Linked DNA regions of Mus musculus: regions 1, 2, 4 and 5 are each linked to region 3. Evidence: chromatin loops called from intact Hi-C (ENCODE). Cell type or tissue: left cerebral cortex. All regions are shown on one strand. Region 1 has its middle 2.1 kb from the start of Gm32979. Region 2 holds the start of 1110059E24Rik (RIKEN cDNA 1110059E24 gene). Region 3 holds the start of Zfand5 (zinc finger, AN1-type domain 5). Region 4 holds the start of Gda (guanine deaminase). Region 5 has its middle 32 kb from the start of Gm38486.

What was found. A loop is a pair of places that touch in the nucleus more often than their neighbours do. Peaks named below come from ENCODE experiments on the same cell type or tissue, not always from the same donor. Only the 100,000 strongest peaks of a DNase experiment are listed, where the experiment ranks them.
Region 1: it touches region 3 in a loop (2.1-fold over the local background); 9 of 42 quality-filtered maps call a loop at or near these places.
Region 2: it touches region 3 in a loop (10-fold over the local background); 10 of 42 quality-filtered maps call a loop at or near these places.
Region 4: it touches region 3 in a loop (2.0-fold over the local background); 4 of 42 quality-filtered maps call a loop at or near these places.
Region 5: a loop joins it to region 3, with 2.2 times the contacts of the local background. A loop is called at or near these places in 7 of 42 quality-filtered maps.

The regions. Positions count from the first base shown.
Region 1 is chr19:21,133,216-21,137,215 of GRCm38, forward strand. No RefSeq gene overlaps it. Among named protein-coding and RNA genes, the nearest start is that of Gm32979, 2.1 kb to the right of the region's middle. In left cerebral cortex, no CTCF peak of the experiment used is centred here; DNase peaks (open chromatin) are centred at 2,215 and 2,666.
Region 2 is chr19:21,651,478-21,655,477 of GRCm38, forward strand. It overlaps 1110059E24Rik (RIKEN cDNA 1110059E24 gene), which reads right to left and starts at 1,314. Exons shown (of 4, transcript NM_025423.2): 1 at 1,130-1,314. The coding sequence starts at 1,231. Abhd17b (abhydrolase domain containing 17B) reads left to right here and starts at 1,832. Exons shown (of 4, transcript NM_146096.3): 1 at 1,832-2,116. In left cerebral cortex, a CTCF peak has its summit at 1,827; DNase peaks (open chromatin) are centred at 1,047, 1,520 and 2,221; H3K4me3 peaks cover 3,721 bases; H3K27ac peaks cover 3,127 bases.
Region 3 is chr19:21,269,803-21,273,802 of GRCm38, forward strand. Zfand5 (zinc finger, AN1-type domain 5) reads left to right here and starts at 2,476. Exons shown (of 6, transcript NM_009551.5): 1 at 2,476-2,940. LOC115489044 reads left to right here and starts at 1,656. Exons shown (of 2, transcript XM_030251153.1): 1 at 1,656-1,688; 2 at 1,973-2,940. The coding sequence starts at 1,656. The coding sequence ends at 2,665. In left cerebral cortex, CTCF peaks have their summits at 2,050 and 2,653; DNase peaks (open chromatin) are centred at 1,584, 2,380, 2,911 and 3,145; H3K4me3 peaks cover 2,609 bases; H3K27ac peaks cover 2,611 bases.
Region 4 is chr19:21,470,476-21,474,475 of GRCm38, forward strand. Gda (guanine deaminase) reads right to left here and starts at 2,186. Exons shown (of 14, transcript NM_010266.2): 1 at 1,893-2,186. The coding sequence starts at 2,015. In left cerebral cortex, a CTCF peak has its summit at 2,169 (motif pointing left); DNase peaks (open chromatin) are centred at 268, 732 and 2,180; H3K4me3 peaks cover 2,511 bases; H3K27ac peaks cover 2,056 bases.
Region 5 is chr19:21,562,462-21,566,461 of GRCm38, forward strand. No RefSeq gene overlaps it. Among named protein-coding and RNA genes, the nearest start is that of Gm38486, 32 kb to the right of the region's middle. In left cerebral cortex, a CTCF peak has its summit at 1,879 (motif pointing left); a DNase peak (open chromatin) is centred at 1,850.

The DNA of each region.
Region 1 (4,000 bases), 140 kb before region 3:
CGCAATGCAGGCAGCTCATCCAACACCCTCTTCTGGCCTCTATAGGCACCTGCGTGCATGTGGTAAGCATAAATTCACATAGGCACATAAAGAAATCCCCTCCTTGGTCATGGTATTGTATCACAGCAATTGAAAGGTCCCTAACACAGTATAAATACCTCCAACCTCCATGAGTTCTAAAAGACACAGAGAGCCTCCCAATAAAATATTCAAGACATATGGGACACAATTAAAATTAAAAAAAAAAAACCCAACCACATAGCATATGAAGGACATAAAACACAACACACATGGGAAAAGCTATCAGCAAACATCAACAATGAGATGAGATAGACGCTGAAGTGATCTGACAAAGCTTTTAAACCCTGGGGAAACCCTAGCTTTAACCACTGTGAACTGTATGCTTATTATTCAGTACAGAGATCTGTTCATAGAAAGTGTTAAAGTGAGATGGGCGGTGGTGGCACATGCCTGTAATCCCAGCACTTGGGAGGCAGAGGCAGGCAGATTGATGAGTTCGCAGCCAGCCTGGTCTACGGAGTGAGTTCCAGGACAGCTGGGGCTACACAGAGAAACCCTGTCTTGAAAGAAAGAAAAGGAGAGGAGAGGGGAGGGGAGGGGAAGGGAGGGGAGGGGAGGGGAGGGGAGGGGAGGGGAGGGGAGGGGAGGGGAGGGGAGGAGAGGAGAGGAGAGGAGAGGAGAGGAGAGGAGAGGAGAGGAGAGGAAGAAAACTGAGAAGTGAGAATACTATCTGGGGGTGGGGAGGAGCGGTGTTTCTTGCTACATAACTAACTATGCTGAACAGACTTTACTTTAGCGAGGTAAGAGAGAAAATCTGAGAAGAAGGGTTTGCTTTGGCTCCCAGTTTTAGAAGTTTTGGTTCATGGCTGGTTGGTTCAGGCCCCAGGCAAGACAACACACCACATATGGGAAAGTGTGGCAGAGGAACCTTCTAACCTCCTGTTTCGTTGGCTGAACTACAGAGTCTGGTGTCCCATAATTCCTTCAACAGCATTCCCTCAATGACCTAGTACCACCCCTTCTTCCCCCACACGGGTCCATCTCTTATAGACACACACCATCTTTCAATAGTGCCAAGCTACGGACCCGGCCTTTAACACTTAAGGCTTTGGAGGACACTCTTGTTCCAGATATAGTAAATTAAAACAATAGGAAAGCACACTGCCTGCTGTGGGAGAGCAGTAACAAGACAACATGGGGAAATCCTTGTCTCTTAATACTCTTCCAAACCAGACTGCATTCCAAACAGTAAGCATGAGACACATGCTACTCCAAACATGAAGAAAAGGACTGAAAAAAGAAAATTGTTGGTCTAGCAAGATGACTCGGGGTAAAGGTGCCGGTTGCCAAACCTGACAACCTGAGTTTGATCCCTGGGGCTCCGGAGTTGAAACTCCCATAGCAGTCTTCTGACCTTCACACATATGCTAATGGCACATGTGCACTCTCATCAATATGTACACATGCACGTGTAAGTAAAAAATGTAGTTTTAAAAAATTTGCAGCAAAAAAGAAAAGTCACACACAGAAAAAAAAAAGTACTATGAAGTTTTTATAAAGAAATGCCCCCAAGAAGCTCTTCGCATGCTAATTGGGCCTCTTGAATAGATGAATAATTCAAAAATAAATCTTAGGGGCCAGAGGTTCAGAGAAAGAGGTGCTGGCTTACCTTCAGGCTCCACCCATCACCTGTCAATCTTCCCACCTTATTCTCTCCTGTACATTGGAGAGGGGAGTATGATGAAAAAATATGTTTCCTTTAGTTAGGAATGACATACGAGTTTTTTTTTTTGTCTGATTCCTATTTAGATGCATCTAAGATGGACTGGACAGCTCTCCTGAGGGTGTCTGGGATTGGATTACCATTTCCAGGTTTTCCTGAGCAAGAAATATAGGCTATTTCTGTTGGATAAAGCTCTCAGTGGCCTTTGTCACGTCAAGAAGGAGCATATGGGTACCTGAGGCAACCTTAGCAGAGCAAGGCTGGATGCTTCCTTAAAATAACCAAGGACTGCGAAGGGAACTGCTCTGTAACATACGGAGTTTACTTAATAGAGACAAAATAAACTTCCTTTGTGGGATTAAAGAGCAAGAAAAGAGCCGTAGAAATGAGCCCATTTTTGTCACTTGTCCCTAGAGCTAGAATTTCTCAGGGCAGACATGGGTAACCATCTGCCAGCTCAGGGAGCCAACAGCACCTAGCCAAGTGACAGTAATCCTGTCCCTTCCCATCCTCTCCCCTCCTCTGCATTTACTCCTAGGAAAGGTGAGGAGAGAGGGAGTAGGAGGAAGAGACCCACTGGCCTCCTTTCTCTCTGTAGGCTTCAGACTGAAGCAGGACAAGATTAGCTAAAGGAAAGTCCGTGGTAAATACTATTTGGCATTTTATCCTGGCAAAGCCCTGGAGACTGTCAAGAAGGCATTGAGACTGCCTGTGACTTAGTACCTTTTATTTGACTGAAAACACAAAAACAAAAACGAGTCATGGACAGCCTCAGATGCTCACTCATCCAGGGTTGGGGGGAGGGGAGAAATGATCTCCCAGAATGGAAGGAGGGGTAGGAGCCATGAACAAAGCTGCACCTGGCCAAGTGCTCCCACTGAGCCCCATATGTGTGCCACACACACACACACACACACAGGAACACTTGCTATTTTCTCTTCTCAAAAAAAGCTTTGAATAGCAGGCGACTGCTGAAAGTTGTTATTTTAAAAGACAAACTGTGGGTGCAGCCTGTCGACAAGTGGCAGCGTGAGAGGACTCAGTGTAGATGCTGAGGTCAGAAATTTCATTGAAGAGTCCCGAGAACAGTTTTAGGAGGGGGTGTTTGGATCTCCCTGGTGGTGCCAGTCCTTCTGCCCCTTTGAATTTCAGGGATTTCTTCGAACATTGGAAGCACGAGTGGCCACCCTGTGTGGTGCCTCATGCCTCAGTGCTTATGTTTCTGTAAGCTGTCAGTCATGTGAAATCCTTAGACACATCAACTGGTCCCGCTTGGCAATAAAATTGAGTGTGGGTAGAGAGATTATGCTATGCACCTGTGGCCTTGCCATTTTAATAAAACCCAAGGTGGTCTCCGTTTTCCCTGTACACCCTCTCACCACATTATGCAATTTAAATTTTGTATAAGGAAAACTTAAAATAAAAGGCGCTTTACATCAAGACTTGCCCTTAAGATTCCGTCACTTTATTGGCCCTATGAAATTCTGCATCTTCATATTAAGTCACACTATGGTTAATGGTGACTTAAGCAGAAGTCCGTCAGAAAAATGAAGCTTCCTGAAACCATATAGCCCAGGGGAGTCTTATAAATAGTTGTATATAGAAAGCAAACATTGTTTAAACAAAACAAAACAAACAAACAAAAGCCGGAGGATTATAACAGTAGAATACAGGGAGCAAACATCCTCATTTCCTCCAATGATATCTTTCTAGGTTTGTAACCAGAATTCCTTTCTTCCCAACTCCCGTGCCCCTGGATTTTCTCTAGAACCTTGTGGAGATAGACAGGGCATCCTTCTTAGCTTCTGCTGAGCTGCCCTCAAGCTTCCATAGTTACCCCGCAGATGTGGAGGTCCCTCCTTTCTTCAGTTGACTGTCAGTGACAAGAGGTGTTTAAACAGCAATCACTTCAGTGCTGGGAAGATTGCTGCTGGTTCAATTCCCACTGTTTTCTGAGTGTTTAATGCCTATTCAGTATTGTGCATTTGCCCAAAATCTTCTGAGCCTTAAGCCAGTAGTACCAGAAGACAGCAGATTGTCTGAGCCTCAGGGGGGATTTTTGCCCAGTTTGTTCTTTGGTGATTATTGTCATAGCAGAACTGGATCACTTGCTGAAGAAGATATCTTGGGGAAAAATTATAATAATGTTTCAAAATATGAGAAGCCTAATGTTTGTAGAAACTGTAGATGTATAAATAGGTTATGCATTTGAACAAGGAGGAATTACAATAGATCAGGGCTTAGAAACAAATAAAT
Region 2 (4,000 bases), 380 kb after region 3:
CTGAGGGCCCTGCTTAAACTATTTTTTTTTATTCTTCACTGAACTGCCTTTCCCTTTAGCAACTTCTATTGAAATTTGTAATTACAGATCCATCTGCTGACTGACTGTCCATATTACTCAGACAATTACAAGCTCCGTAAAGGCAGAATCAATAGTTTTGAACACTGTCTACCAGGGGTCTAGAACCCTGCACGTGAAAGGTATTTATTAAATATCTGAGAAACAATGAAAGAGAAAGACAGAGTACAAGTTACTATGGATTGCCTTTTTAATGTTTTAAACGTAATCACCTGCTGACCACCTGTTATGTCCCAGACTAGTTACTCTTCTGTTAGCTTCCGAATAATCCTATCAGATTTCTTATCTGAGGCTAAAGGTCACAGAAATTACTAAATTACTTCAAGGAACAAACTTAGGAAATTTGAGCTCTTGTTTCTGTAAATATTAACTTTATCTGATGTAAGCTGGCCTCCAGGACGACTAAAGGCCTTTATCCGCTCCCCATTCAGTTATGGGGAAGGGGATCGCTATTCACAGAATCACTAGTCATACATATCTCAAGTAACAAACAGTCTGAGTTTTCTTCCACTTTACACAGGTCCTGCTAAGTTAATTGTATAGACAGCAAGCAACCATTTTTACACAAGCCAAAACGTTTGCTCCAACACAAAACTGAAATAACATCTTGTTGATAAGGACAGTGACGCTAAGATCGTACTCCCTACAAACTTATGGGTTTGGGAGTTCTCGGAAAAACAGTCGCTGCAAAGAGACACTCGGACGAGTGCCTTCATTTCATTTTCTTATTGCGGGGGCGTGATCCAGGTGGGAGCATCCAAGGCGTCAATCGCCCCATCGGTACCTTAGGTTGGATGAATTTAAGCTGCCCTATCCAGTCTCGGCGCCACTACTGAGATGTGCTGACCATCAGATAGATTCACGGAACAGAGCCAAGCCAAAGAAAGGGCGTGGGAAGAATATTTGAGACACGATTGCACTGCAGCCAAGACTAACTGGGCTGCAGTCCACGCTCGCCAACTCCTCTCCTTTCCTCTCTCTGTCCCCTTTCCTCTCTCTGTCACTTTTTTTTCCCCTGGGATGGCAGTCAGAACAACAGGCAAGGGCCTACCTTGGTCTGAACACTCTTATCAAACTTGTCATTTTTGAAGGTGAACGTATTCTGGTGCTTCTGAGGCCGGGACCGAGTCACGTTGCCTTTCTGGGAACTCATCACCAAAATCTCAAGCACTGTAAATCGGTGCAGCCTTTAAGTTACAGGAAAGAGTAAAGACGTTCCCGCCCCAGATTGAGACTAAGGACAGTGACCCGGAAGAAGTTCTTCTACTCTTTCCGTCCCAGCCCCAGGTCGGCCCACGTGACTCATTAGGGAGGTCACGCTCGGCTCTGCCTTGCCGCACATCCTCGACTACCGGCTTCACGGAAAGCCTTCCTCGGACCCAAGGTGCAAGTCCGGCTTTCTTCGAATCTAGAACTCCCCCATTGGCTCGAACGCGGCTGTCCATCACGGCGGAGGGACGGAGATTCCCCGTTCCTATTGGCTCTTCTTTTCCGCAATCCCCGCCTCCTGCCGAACGCTCCCAACCTGTCTCCCGGCTCCGTAGCGTAGCGACTCCGCTGCGCAGTTTGTGATTGGTGGAAGGTGGGCGAGGCCGGTGCCCTGATCGCCTGCAGCCCGGAGCCCGGGTCAGCTTCGGCGCCCTCCTCCAGTCACTGAGCAGCTCGAACCGGGCCGCTCGCCCCCCCGCCCCCCGCCGCCCTCCCAGCTCCCGCCCGCCGCGGCCGCGCGCTCCGCCGCCTGGCGGCCTTCGGAGGTGCCAAGGAAGGCGGGCTGCGGAGAAGGCAGCACCGGCCCTGCGCTGCGGACGGCGACCACGGCCGCGCGGGACCTCGGGCCGGAGAGCCCCGGCGGCGGCCGCCCCTCGCGGCGGAGCCGTTAGTCAGCAGAACGCGAACGCGCGTGGAGGGGCCCCACGAAGCGCGCCCGGGCACCGCAGCTCTCTTTCGCGTCCTCGCCGGGCCGGGCCGCGGGCGCAGAGTCGGCGGGCGGCGCCCCGCGGAGGACAGCGCGTTGGCGGCCGCGGCCGCCCAGCTGCAGGTGCGTGGGGCTGGGCTGCTGGGCCGTCGGGGGGTCGCCGCTCTGAGCTGGGGACCAGGCCGGGTGGCTTCGGAGCGGAGCTACCGAGCGGAGAGCCGTGCGTCCCGGGCCTCCTCGCCCGCAGGGAGGACCGCAAGATGGGGTCGGGCCGCCGCTCCCCTCCCTGGATCTGGGCCACTTCGGGCCCTCGCTCTCGGCTCGGTGTCCGGGTCCCGCCAGCCTCGATTTTAGATGGAGTCCGCCCGGAGCTTGAGCTGGGTATCCCGCTCCGCTTGTCGCGGGAGCTGCTTTCCATGGCTTGAACTTGTATCATCTCTGATTGAGAACTCAAGGAGGGAGAGGTTGGATTTGAATTGAAAGTTGGAGAGTTCTGTTTGAAATTGTATTTAATATTAAACCAGGAAAGTTGTGTCAAATTATAGTGTGTGGAGGACGTTCGGAGAGTTTAACCTCCCTCCGCTTCTGTTGAAAGAAAGAAAGAAAGAAAGAAAGAAAGAAAGAAAGAAAGAAAGAAAGAAAGAAAGAAAGAAAGAGAGAGAGAGAAAGAAGAAAACGTTCAGAGCCTTAATCTTGGTGATTTTTCTGTCAAAAGCAGGATATTTAGTTTCATCAGTGCTGCTCTGATTTAAGGCAATGTGAAGCAGATTTGGTAAGGATTAGAATAACGGGGCCCCGCGGAAAGGGTGACCTTTAATTTTTTTCTGATAGTTTATGAAAGGTATTCCATTCCTTGTGCAGTATATACTGCTTGATCCCTAGGATTTACATTTTTCAAACCTTCAGCGTATAAAGAGAATTTTGGACATCTTGGGGCAGTACCTAAAACTACTAAGTCTTGAGTAGAATTAATTAGGTGCGGTTTGTGATTGACATATTTGTTTACATTAACGGGGATTTTCAATCAACACTTATTTTAGAGAATGTGTGTCCATATACTTGGCGCATGGATTCAGTTGGGTAATAAATCTACTCGTAGCCAATGCAGTATTTTGAATATCACCATTGTTATCGGTGCCGGTGTCTTACCAATGGAAAACGGAGAAGGCGAAGGTGTTGGAAGTTGAAAATGGATACAATATCTGCTATGCCTTCGTTACTGTTTCAGATCTTGGAGGAAATTAGTAGCGCCTTCACCGTATTTTGACCTCTCTCTCTTCTCCTACTCTAGTATTAATAAGGTTAATTGGCAAGGATAGGATTAGATTTTCAGTAGGCTAGGAAGCTTTAAATTTGTCCCTTGGTGTACAATACACTGGTTAATAAGTGGTTTGTTTACTTGAGTACCATCGCTCATTTTGCATTGTGATAAAACGACAGCTGAAAAAGCAGGCTCTTGCCCACCCCAACGCATAGACTTACCGTAAAGTACTGGGACAAGATAATGTTTTAGTAGCTTAATAAACTCAGTAGTCCACAGTCTATCACTGAATTGATCTACAACCCCAGGCATGCGGTTCTTGGCTGAATCCGTGTCCACATTCATAATCCAGAACTATTAAAATGTGCCACTTGTTGCTCTTGCAGAGGACCTCTGTTCCCTTCGTAGGACCCACATGGTGGTTCATAACCATTGCTAACTCCTGTTCCAGGGCACCTGACACCCTCATTCATCTGATCTCCATGGACACCAGGTCTGGTGCATATAATATGCATGGAGACAAAACATTCATACATATAAAACAAAATCTAAATCTCTCATTTAAAATTGTCCCACCGGCTGAGTTTTTAGAGGTGCTTATTAATTGATAAACGTGTTTGCGTGTGTCAGTATTGGTGTGTAGCAGTGTCCACAAGGAAATTTAGGTTTCCTGACTTTGTTGGTTTATTTCACTGCCACTCTAAAGTGATTTCTCTTGTAAGTCTCAAAATAATGTCTCCCTTTCC
Region 3 (4,000 bases):
ATCCTGATTTGAATTCTTTTTAAAACAGGAACTCACTATGTCACCCTGGCAGACCTGAAACTGGAAGCTGGAATTAAAGGTGTGTGTGTGTGTGTGTGTGTGTGTGCTACCACACCCTTCTAAAATAGTTACATTTTTAATGAAAACACAGGAAGCTGTAAACTGAAACTGGATGGTTTGGAACTCCCCATCTGGCTGCTGTACCCCTGGAGATTTACCTGTCTCTGCCTCCTGAGTGCTTAGATTAAAACTGTATACCAACCACTACAGCCATTTTTTTTTTTTTTCTTCCTAGTTTGGTTTTTCAAGACAAGGTTTCTGTGTAGCCCTGGCTGTCCTGGAACTAACTCTGCTACCACTGCCCGACCTGCTGCCTTCTTTTTTGAGACAGGGTTTCTAGGCAGCTTTGGCTGTCCTGGAACTTGCCCTGTAGACCAGGCTGGCCTTGAACTCAGAGATCCATTTGCCTCTGCCTCCTTAGTGCTGGGATTAAAGGTGCGTGTATGTGTCACCATTAGACTTAGAGCATGTGGGTTTTTTGTTTGTTTGTTTTGTTTTCTCGTTTCCTCCCAAAATATTGACATGGGGTTATTGGTCCTCTTTAATCTCTTGATCTCTCAATCTCTGTCTGTGATGTTCCATTCCTTAACAGACTCTGCTTGTGCCTTTACTAACTAGACGTAGGCAGGTCTCTGTGAGTTCAAGGCCAGCTTGGTCTAAAAGGCAAGTTCCAGGTCAGTCTGGGCCACACAAAGAGACCATCTCAAAACAAACCAAACTCTCTCTTTAATAAGCTTATCAGAACAGCTCCTAGTAGAGACGGCTGGAGCTGAGGCTTCTCTTTCTTTCTTAAAACTCTTGTCACACTGCATACAATTTTATCTGTTTGTTTATGTGTCAATATTACCATGTGGTCACCATAAATGCATTAATACATGTAGACAATATACTGATTTTAAATTACTCGGATTTGTATTACTTGTCAATTTTAACTTACACTATTGATAAGTTTTGTTAGCATCAACAGCTTGATTTTAAAATGACTTTGTTGTTTAAATTGGACAAGATAAATTATAAAGCTCTTCTTTTTAAAATGGAAGAATAAAAAGAGACAGACAATAAGGTATGCTCTATTTAAAAAAAATCTCTGAAGTTATTTTTATCCTCATAATTACGGTTTCCATTAGTCTCTAGCGCTTCAGGCAAGAGCATCCTTCATCATGACTGCCTTACCCTGACAAATGGACAGGGAGGGCATTTTTCTCAGTAAACTGCTGTGATAAATAAGGAGACCCTAAATGAAAAATAGATGACACTGAAATGGCTGGTAAATGGTAGCAGTTAGTTTTATTATTTACTAGTTTACAGAAATAAATCCCAAAGATCCTAGGACAAATGACCCAAACTAAGTCTGAAATACATTACTTGACCATAGCAATATAACCCCGAAATAGGTTTTTAAAATGTATTATGTACCGGTTAGTCCACTTGCTGTGCAGGGAGCAGTTAGATTTGGAGCATCAGGGCAGCACCCCTCCCCCACACTACTTCCACAATATCACAAATACAAAATCTAGAAATGAGGTTCGTGTGTCCCAGTCAAGGCCAACCCTAGGGTACCTTAGAGATAGGCCTAGGGTTTTTAAATACCCGAAATGAAGGACCCTAAGTGCATAAATGCCGTTAAGGTAGCCCTTCAAGGCCTACGGTTCTTAAATACCCGAAGTGAAGGACCCTAAGTGCATATTTGTAGCTAAGGTAGTAGCCCTTATGGATTTCGGCAGAGACATTTTGTGACCAGAACCCACGGAGAGACCAGCAGAAAGCTTCTTCTGTTCGTGCTCTGGGCAGGTACCCAGCACCTTGCCCTTGCCTGGGGTCCGGCTTGTTTGTCCCTCTTGCTCCATCTCATCAGGCTTGTCAGGGTTCTCCGTGCTTCACTGGAATAGTAAATTTCCAGGGGTTTCTATAGGCTGGCTTAACAGTTCAGAACGGCGGCGCGGGGCTGGGGCTGGTGGGCGGTCCTAGCTCAGAGCTGGCAGCGCACCGCGACCTTGGGCGGTGGCAGGCGGAGCTGCGGCGACACCCGGAACCCTGCCAGCCTCCTCCGGGCCGTGCCTTCCCGTCCCGCGGGGAGGGGACCCCGGCGGAGCTGGGGACGAAGCGTGAGAAACTGGGCTGGTGTGGGTGGCTGAGGGCGGACAATAGGGTTAAAAATAGAAGCGCTGCCTCCGTGGACCCGCCGCAGCAGCTCCACCCAGGGCCCCGCGGGCCGGAGGGTGACTGGGCGACGGTGACCGCAGCCTCCGGACTCGCCCCGCCCCCAAGTGCGGCCCCGCCCCCGGCTAGTGCCTGCAGGTCAGGGGCGGGGCCTCGTCCCGCGACGTCATCGCGCCGCGGGCGTGCCGACCGGGTTTTCGCTGACGCACAGGCCCCGCCCCCGCCGCCCTTTCCCTCAGATCCCGAGCGCCGGTCAGAGCCAGAGCGTCAGTCGTCGGGATCGCTGAGCGGTGTGCATCTGGTCAGGCGTCCGCTCGCTGCCCGGAGTCGCGCAGAGTCTCTGGCGAACGCGGAAGCCCGAAGAGCGCAGTCCTCGGGCCCCGTCGGCGCTCAGGCCTCTCCGCGCGCCTCCTCACTCGGCCGGGACGTCGCTGTGGAGGCGTGAGGTGCCGGCGGCCGGGCGCCTGGAGCGGCGCTAGCCCCGCGGCCTGCGGTTCTTCTCCTCCCCCGCCGCCCTCCCACCCGAGCTGCGGCGGGGCTCGGCCGCCTCGGCGCTTCTGCACGAACAAAGGAGGCCTCCGCGGCGCCAGCGCAGCTCCGCCTGCGCTCCGCTCCGCTCCGGCCCGCGGCGGCCGCTAGCCAGCCCTTCCCGGAGGCCTCAGCCCGGCCCACCGCCCGGCGTCGCGCGCCAGCTCGCTAGTGCATCCGGGCCCCCGCAGGGTAAGTGGCGCGAGCCGGGACGGCGCGGGGGCGGGAGCACGCCCGATCGGCGAGCACAAAGACGGGCCCGGCCGGGCCAGCGGGCTGGACGGGACAATGCCCGGCGTGCCGCGGCGCCGGGTGCCGGCCGGCCGACCGACCGACAGGATAGACAATGGCAGAGGCGGCTACTGCCGCGCCTGGCTCCCTGCACAGCCGAGTTGTTCCGGCGAGGGACCGTCGAGTGCATGACTCAGTGGTTTTTGGAGCAGGCCCTACCGGGCTTCCCGGAGCGCGGCCTGCGCTGCGAGGGGGGTGGGGGGCCTCTGGGTCCCGAACTCGGTCGAAATCGCTGGAACCGGGACTGACGGCTCTTCTCCCGGAGGGTTTTTAGTTTTTTCCAATGCGGTTAAGCTTCTCCCTCAAAATCCTTTGCATGGAAGCAAGTCGAGCGCCTCTCCCTTTGTTTCTTTCCTACGTGAACATTTGTGAAGTTGACATTTTGCTTGCTTTCCGTGCACTCCGTGTAGTTGTATTCTGAGGGAAGGTATTATAAGCTAACTGTCGATTGGAGCTGCCTAAGAATATTACCTGAGATAATTAGAAGAAAATAATATATAGGTCAGAGCCTCCTTTCTTAAAATCGGTATTTAGTAATCAAGGGAATAGTAAGATAGTAATTAATTTTATCTTATTTTGATTTTTTTAGGTGAGATTTCATTATTCAACTGCTGAAAATATTTCACTTTTACATTTCAAGTTTGTTTTTGAAGTGTCTCGCCCCAAAATAAGGGATTTCTTTTAGTTGTTCTAAATTGTTTTGTGGCTGGAACCGGTATTAAGTATGGAAAGAAGCTCTTAGAAAAAAAAAACTATTTGACTGTTTGGCAGAGGTGTCTGAAATCTGGAGACTAAGGACTTGCACAAGGTCAGGCTTAGTAGCACATTAGAGTTTAGAGTTCGGGTCTGACCTCGAGGTTAGGGAGTGATCTTGCCATTTTGAACCATTGCCATTTTGAACCATGGTATGCACCTGAAACAGCTATTCCATACTTTAAAAGAAAACTTCATTCATTTCAGA
Region 4 (4,000 bases), 200 kb after region 3:
CAAGTATGCACTGACTCACTTCCAGAATATACTAGTTTTCAAGGACCTTAAAGTGTTTAGATAAATACGAAAATAACCAGTTTATCTTAGCAACCCTAAATGTCAAGCATGCCCTATTTAACATGTGGGAAATCAAATACTGAAATACATCCATCATGCTCTCCCTAAGCCCAGGGAAGGGGTAACTTACTGTCTTACACTCAGAAGGAGAGCAACAGCTAACAATCCAATGACAAAGGAGAGTTTCAGCTGTATATCTTGACTAGCCAACCTCTGTGGCTAATTTCTGGTTAATTTTGTCTCATGTGGGAAGGGCACACTCTGCAAACCGAGAGTCTCAGCACGCTCCCAGAGGAGTAGGCTCTCTGACTCAACCACTAATTGCATGTTCAGGACACACTTATTCTTCAGTATAAACTCAAGGAAAGATTAATTTTATGATAACTTACTTCCTTTTCTTACTTATTTCCATCATGCCCCCCAAATATACTGTTGCATCCATTACTTATTAGAATTGAGGGAATAGGAGATTAATTCCAAAAAGAAAGCTATGAGCTGAAAAGCTTCTATGGCCAAACTAGCATCTCCTCTCTCTCACCAGCCTCTCAGGCTCTGTATTCGGTTTCCTGGGACTTACACAGGGAGGAGTTAGTTCACTGAAGCTGAGGATCACAGCCCAAAGCGTGGAGTGGATATGTATGCAGGTCTCCAGGTTTACTGAAGTCTCTCCGTTAGGTGAGCTCTGAGAATGTTATCACCTTGGAAACGCAACATCCTGCTTCCCAATGTACCAACAACAACAACAGCAAAAAAAAAAAAAAATCAAGTCCCACAAGAAAACAAGATTGGGAGCCTGTGTGGTGGCTCAGCATGTAAAAAGTACTTGTCACCAAGGTGCTTGTCACCAAGCCTGAGGACCTGGATTCAGTTCCTGGAATCCATGGGGATTAAGGAGAGAACCAACAAAGAGAACACGTTGCTCTCTGACCACACATGCTACTTTGAGTATGTACACACACACACACATTTTTAAAAATCTTTAAGAATATCAGGTTTGGTTACTCCCAAATCTAAGTCATAATTCAGCATGGTCAATGACAGCATCTTCAACTTGGCAGACCACAGACTGGTATACTTTGAGAAACAATTAAAAATCCCATTCTGCCCCCAAAATGAAATGACTTCACTTATCAAACTGGCCAGGATGTTACTAATGTACACTGTCACCATCTGGGTGGACAAAGAAGTGCCAGGTATCAAAGGACACTTGTGGAAATCTAATTGTAGGGGGAGGGTATAAAAGCTATAATCATAGAAGGCATTTTGAACCTTAAAATGAAACCGTTTGTTTTGATTCAAATGGCTGTGTTGTGTGTGTGTGTGTGTGTGTGTGTGTGAGAGAGAGAGAGAGAGAGAGAGAGAGAGAGAGAGAGACAGAGAGACAGAGAAGACAGAGACAGAGACAGATTTTCCAGTTCTGTCCCTTCCAAGATTAAACTTGTGTAACATGTAGTGTTAATGCATTGTTTGATGAAAGAGCCTGCGAATGAGACCAGATGTTTTTGCTTATTCTACCTGATAAATTCAGCAGACAACACTAATCAACTGATCCCCACGCCACCCTGGTCAGCTCTGTCTCAAGAAATTCAACCACCTTTTCTAGGGATGCCTACAGTGCGGTGCGAGTACTGTTCCAGGCTTCTGGGATGTCATTCCGCCCTAGCCAGGTTACAAACCTAGTGATCAGTCAGTCTGCCTTCTCTAGAAGCCAAACGCTAAAGTTCAACTCTGGAGCCACCGTGCTCGCTCTACAGGAGCGAACCCTGAACGCGCAGTGCCTCGCCAGGGTCCCTCCACCTGTCCGCGGTGCGCGGGACCCGGTGCCCACTCACTTTGCCGCTGTCGCTCACGCCGAGGAGGTGATCGCGAAGCACCTCCATGGGGCAGGTCCAGGTGGAGTGGACGAAAGTCCCTCGGAAGACGAGCGCCAGCGGCGGCGTCCGAGCCGCACACATGGCTGCAGCAGGGCAGCGCGAGTTCACTGGCCAAGGAGGGCGCACCGGGCGGGCGCAGAGCGGTTCCTGCGGCTGCGGAGCGGGAGCTGCTGGCTCTTGGGGCTCGTTCTGCCCCCGCTTCCCCAGGCGATCGCCTGCCCCCTGCAGGCCGCGCCCAGGGGCTGGCTCCCTGCCTCCTGGATGCCAATAGGATTTTTCTCCTCTGAGTTGGCTCCAGCTCCCTTGGGGTGTGGCTTTCCTCCCCACCCCTGCGTTGGTTTTGGATGTGTTAACTCCTTGAGTTATCGAAATCAAGCCACTCTGACTTGCTTTCGTTGTGCACCTACACTGTCTTCTCTGAGCCTTCTATACTCCTAGGACCGTTCATCCCCTCAACTTGAGCACCAGAATTCTGAACTTGCATAAACGTGGTGACAGGTGAAAGGTCACTTTGAGCTGTACACCTTGTGGCCAGTTTCCTTTCCTGAGATTGAAGGATGCATACTATGTGTTCATTGTTTGCTGGGGTTCTGGAAGCTTGACTTATGTGGAACTTTACAGGGATCTCCAGCACCAAGGGTTAATCTAGATCTCAAAGTCCCTCTCTTCCACCGAGGTCAATATTTTAGTCCTTTTGCCCATCCACATACAATACCACGACTAACTTGTCTTGTGTCTGAGGAAACTAATTTTATTTATTCAGTTGTAAAAGAGGAGAAAATGAAGTTCCCAGCAGCTGAAGTACAAGGGTAGAAATCTAAAGACCACCTGCAAGCTACCAAACAGTCTGAGGTCTTCCATTCCTTTCATGAAATCAGAACCTGGGCCAAGTCACTACAAAACCTGTCCAGGTTCCCTCCCCCCACAACAGCCTCCAGCTCCTCGAGTTAGGTCCTGCAGGCAGGACTTTCTGGTTACCTTCAAAGTGTGGATCCCAGGTTTCCTCTGCTGCTCCCCACAGCAATGGGCTTGCTCTGAATCTAAATGGGGCAGCCTCTCTTCATTGCTTTGCCTTAAGTTGTAACTCCATGCAGTAACTGCCCCTGCCCAAGAGCTAACTTCCCCCTATCCAGAAGTTCCCGTCCCAGGAATCCATCCTTTTCCTTCACTGGTCATATCCATCCTTAAGAGTGTCATTTTCTCCCATATGTTTATTACCATTTCTTTTTAATGTTAATATTTTATTCCTTTGATCATTTTTTACAATGTATTTTGATCATATTTACTCACTACCCCCACTCTTCCTACTAAATTCCCTCCAGATTGTGTCTTCTATATGCAGGAAAACTGCACCATGTGATCTCAATAACATAGTAGCCTACACGAGGCTACACCTGAGCACTAACATTAGCTGACAATCAAGCTTGGTATCGGGAAATCCCACAAGACCTCTCCAGATGAAGTGCTACAGGCAATTAATGAGGGCTGAGAAGGCGAGTCAGTCTTTGTCAGGGATGAGCCCTGTAATTAGATATCTAGTACCGAATGGTCACATCTATAAACATATCCTTATGAACAATACCAAATGGACTTAAGTTGCATTTACATTTTTATGTATGTTTACAGGTAGTACATTGTGAGAATTTAAAGACGTAGATTGTCAGCAATGACTACCACCCTTAGAAAATATTTGGAAAAATAAAGTTGCTAGTGAAGCTAGGTTGAGGTGTTTTTACTACTGGCTCTGATGAAAAAGGAAAGAAAAGGAAAAACAAAACAAAAAAACCTTAGAAGACAATATGAAGTTCAGAAAGGCACACTTTTATTAGTTAAGCTAGGGACCTTGTAAGGTCAGGGAACAAGAACTATGGCAGCACTGGCTGACGTGACTCTCACTGCAGCTGGACTGGTGATGGTTGATTTCTTATACTCATTTTGTCCTCAGCTTCCTGATATGATAGATTAAGAATTGCTGATGAGAGTGAGTTCCAGGAGGACCAGCACTACATAGTAAGACCTTGTTTCAAATAAATAAATAAATAAATAAATAAATAAAAATTTTTGTT
Region 5 (4,000 bases), 290 kb after region 3:
GGCAGGTCTCAACAGTTGATCAATTGGAAGCCTCTAGAGAGTGTGGCATGCCTGTACCTAAAACAGTCCTTTCAGCAAATAAGAGACAGGCGTTTTACCTCCCAAAAGTTGGCTGTAAGGCTTCTAAACTTCCTGCTTTTAATCACTGAGAGAACCAGGGCTGAGTTCTCTGATGGTAACTCACGAGAATAAAGGCTCTATAGGGACAATTGACAGGAATGGGAACTTCAGATGGCCTTGTCAGTCATCAATGGGAGGAGAGGCCCTTTGTCCTCATGTAGGGGAATACCAGGGCCAGGAAGTGGTAGTGAGTGGGTTGGTGAGCAGGGGGATGGGGAGGGAGAGGAAGTTTTCAGAGGGGAAACCAGGAAAAGGGATAATATTTGAAATGTAAATAAAGAAAATATCTAATAAAAAATAAATAAAAAACAAAAATAATTAATTTTAAAAAAAAGAGTGAGAACTTCTGGGGGCAGGCCACACAAATGCCATTCCTAGAGAGATCCTGAGGGTAGGAGAAGCTGAACCTCTAGAGGAAGTTTGCTCACTCCTTAGTCTATGCTGGAAGTCTCCTGGAAACAGCACTCAGGCCTCGTGGAAAGAAGGAAAGACATGAGCCAAGATACAAAAGAAAGTGGAAGGTTGATAACTAGAAGCAAAGCCATAAAGGGGAACAGGATGCTAGCCGGCCCTTTTCCTGACTGCAGATCAGGTCTGCATGCTACACTGCTTCCTGCTTGAGCATCTTTCATCATCTTCACATCTCCACACCTAGTGTTAACCGCTCTGCCACTAAAGTGTTGCATACAGGGGATTGAAAATCTGGCTCAGCAGCTGAGTTCCTCCTGCACTGTAGAAGACCTGAGTTCAATTCCTAGCAATTCTCATATAGCAAGATTCACAGACATCTCTAAATCCAGCTCCAGAGACCATATGCCCACTCCTGGAAGCCACAGACATCTGGACTCATGTACAAATACTATACTATACTATACTACACTATACACGCGCACGCGCGCACACACACACACACAGAAAGAGAAAGAGAGAGAAAGAGAGAGAGAGAGAGAGAGAGAGAGAGAGAGAGAAATAGACAGACACAGAGAGACAGAGAAAGGCAGAGAGACAAAGACACTACACATATAATTAAAAAATAAACTTAAAAAAAAAAAGAAAAAAGAAAAGGCTGATGCTAAAATTCCTTCCCTGAGAGAGATGTGAAGGATCTCTACCCGTCCTCCTAAGGACCCAAAAACAAACTGGGGCACAACTACATCCCAAGTTTGCCAAGGATAACCCATATTATTAGGCTTCCTTACTTAGCAAAGGGTGAGGGGTTCTGGGCAACACATAAATGACCTTAAAGCAGCTACACTGGACAGTCTGCACCCAGTAGGAATGATGGTTTCCCCATAGCTAGGTAGACAGTCTCATCCCCTCACCATTCCCAACTAACATCCTCAAAGCCCTCTGCCAGGACCACAACCCATTAGGGAAGAACTGCACAGGACTGGTCGGGAGTGGCTGGATTCAGGTGAGGGACCCGTGTCCTTCTCCTCCTCATCCTTTTATGAAAGAAGGTAACGGTTAAGGGGCCCAGCAGAACTCCTGAGGATGGAGGGAGTTTGGGTCGGAGGATACTCCTGTGATACAAAAGGACTATCTATAACAGAATGCTCAGGCTGAACTGGAACTAGCAACTTTGGTACCATTTTCTAGTCGTGCGTCTGCTCAAGGAATTGGTCCTCCCTGCTGAGAACAACTGTCTACAAATCGCCTCTGCTCTCGGGCCTGTGATTTCAAACTTCATTTGTAACCAGGCATTGTGCGCATGCTTTGACTCCTTGCTTCCTGAGCTGGCTGGCTCTGCCACCTGGTGGTCAATCGTGGTAACTTCATGCCCCATCAAACTAGGGTACTCTTCTTTGAGCCCGGGGTAGTTTATTAGTGTATGCCATGCTGTCTTTGTGACAAATACATGAATCAAAGACTGTAAGAGCACCTGTGGAAATGATTTTAAGTCTGAGAAAATAGACAAAATGTAAATTTAAGCGGGGAGAGGAGCCTTGGGGGTCCCCAGTGAATGTACTTGGCATAGTAGGCTATGTAGCACTGAAGTTCATAGCTCTGAGTTCTGCATTCACTATTGCAGTTCACAGCTGTATTCTGTCCTAAACACACAACTGGCCATCTGTGTGAAGGAACCTAAGGGCTCTTCTTGGCATCAATTTTTTTAAAGATTTATTTATTTATTTTATGTATATGAGTACACTGTAGCTGTCTTCAGACACACCAGAAGAGGGCATCAGATCTCATTGCAGTTGGTTGTGAGCCACCATGTGGTTGCTGGGATTTGAACTCAGGATCTCTGGAAGAGCAGTCGGTGCTCTTAACCGCTGAGCCATCTCTCCAGCACCTCTTTTTGACATCATTATGACATGCAGTCTGCATTGTTATTCTGAAAAATATTTTATGAAATACATCCATCCATCCTAATTTTGGAATGGTAATGTATGTGAGTAGCCCCAGAACACAGAAGGCTGAGGCAGAAGGATTGTGAGTTCCAGGAAAGACAGCCTGAGTTACACGATGAGTCTGAAAAGATCCTGTGCTACATGTCTCAAAACAAAAAGAAAACCAAGACGGAAAGGAAAGGAAAGGAAAGGAGAGGAAAGGAAAGGAAAGGAAAGGAAAGGAAAGGAAAGGAAAGGAAAGGAAAGGAAAGGAAATCACCCATTCTAGTGTCTCATAGGCCACAAAGGCTGAGATATTAGTAGCTTCATCTGACAGTATAGAATAAATGACCAGATGTCACACCATGCATCTGTGGTGAGAGAAACTCTAATTTGTGTAGTAGGTTTAAAGATACATAATGATCTGAGTGGAGAGTTGGGTTCTAAGGCTTTTATTTATGGAGAAGCCATTTAAATGTTTGTAAGCTGCTGATAGATTGTATCACAGAGAGGTCACTGTCATGTCTGTCTTAGAGTTTCTATTGCTATGATAAGACACCATAACCAAAGGGCAACTTGGGGAGAAAATGGTTCATTTTATAGTTTCTCATCACAGTCCATCACTGAAGGGAACCAGGGCAGGAACTCAAAGCAGGGCAGGAAGCTGAAATCAGGAGCCATGCAGAAGCCATGGAAGGGGTGCTGCTTACTGGCTTGTTCCTCCTGACTTGCTCAGTTGGATTCTTGCTCACTAAGTGATATTGGGCAAAGTATACATTTTCAGCTGCCATGTAAGAAAGCTAATAATGTACTCCAGGGCTGTACTGGAAACACTCTGCACAGATCACCTGTGCGTGTTGTCTGCACAAAATATTACGGTGTTTGAAGTGTAGCTGTTAGTGTCCTTGACACTTGCTGATTGTGGAAGTTTCAAACCTCCAAAAGCTTCCAGGTTCTTGTCTGTAAACCTGGTTGTAAACTTTGATATTTTAAAACCTACTTTTAATAGGGATTTTCAAATGCTTTGACCACCACCACCCCCTACACGTATACACACCTTCTTGCCTACCATCAAAAGGTAGCAGAGAAAAGATGGTAAATAAAAAAGTGGATGTGCATCTGTTTAGAAGTAGTTCTTTGGGGGCAATTCCTATCTCTGTGTAGTAGCAGTCCAGTTCAGTAGTGTCTGAATTCCAAGTGTGACTCAGCAGCACAATCCAGCAGAAACAACCAGGCTTCCACTGAGTCACTGAGTTGGCACAAGTCACCAGGAGTGACCAGAACCAGCCAGCATGCCAGAAGTTCTCTGCTGTGCCTCTCTCTACAAAGTGAAGATCAGCAAAGCTGGGAGACCAATGAAGCTTTGCAAGGTTAGCTATGCGAGCACACAGTCACTGTCCATTGAGTCCAGTTTGTATTCTCTACAAACATCATGCGTTGCGTGTTGCTTTTGCTGCCCCACCTAAGCTCCAGGAACTGACTGCCCCCGCCCAGAGAATATTGGATTCGTAGATGAAACTCACAGACACACAGTTGTTCAATTTCAG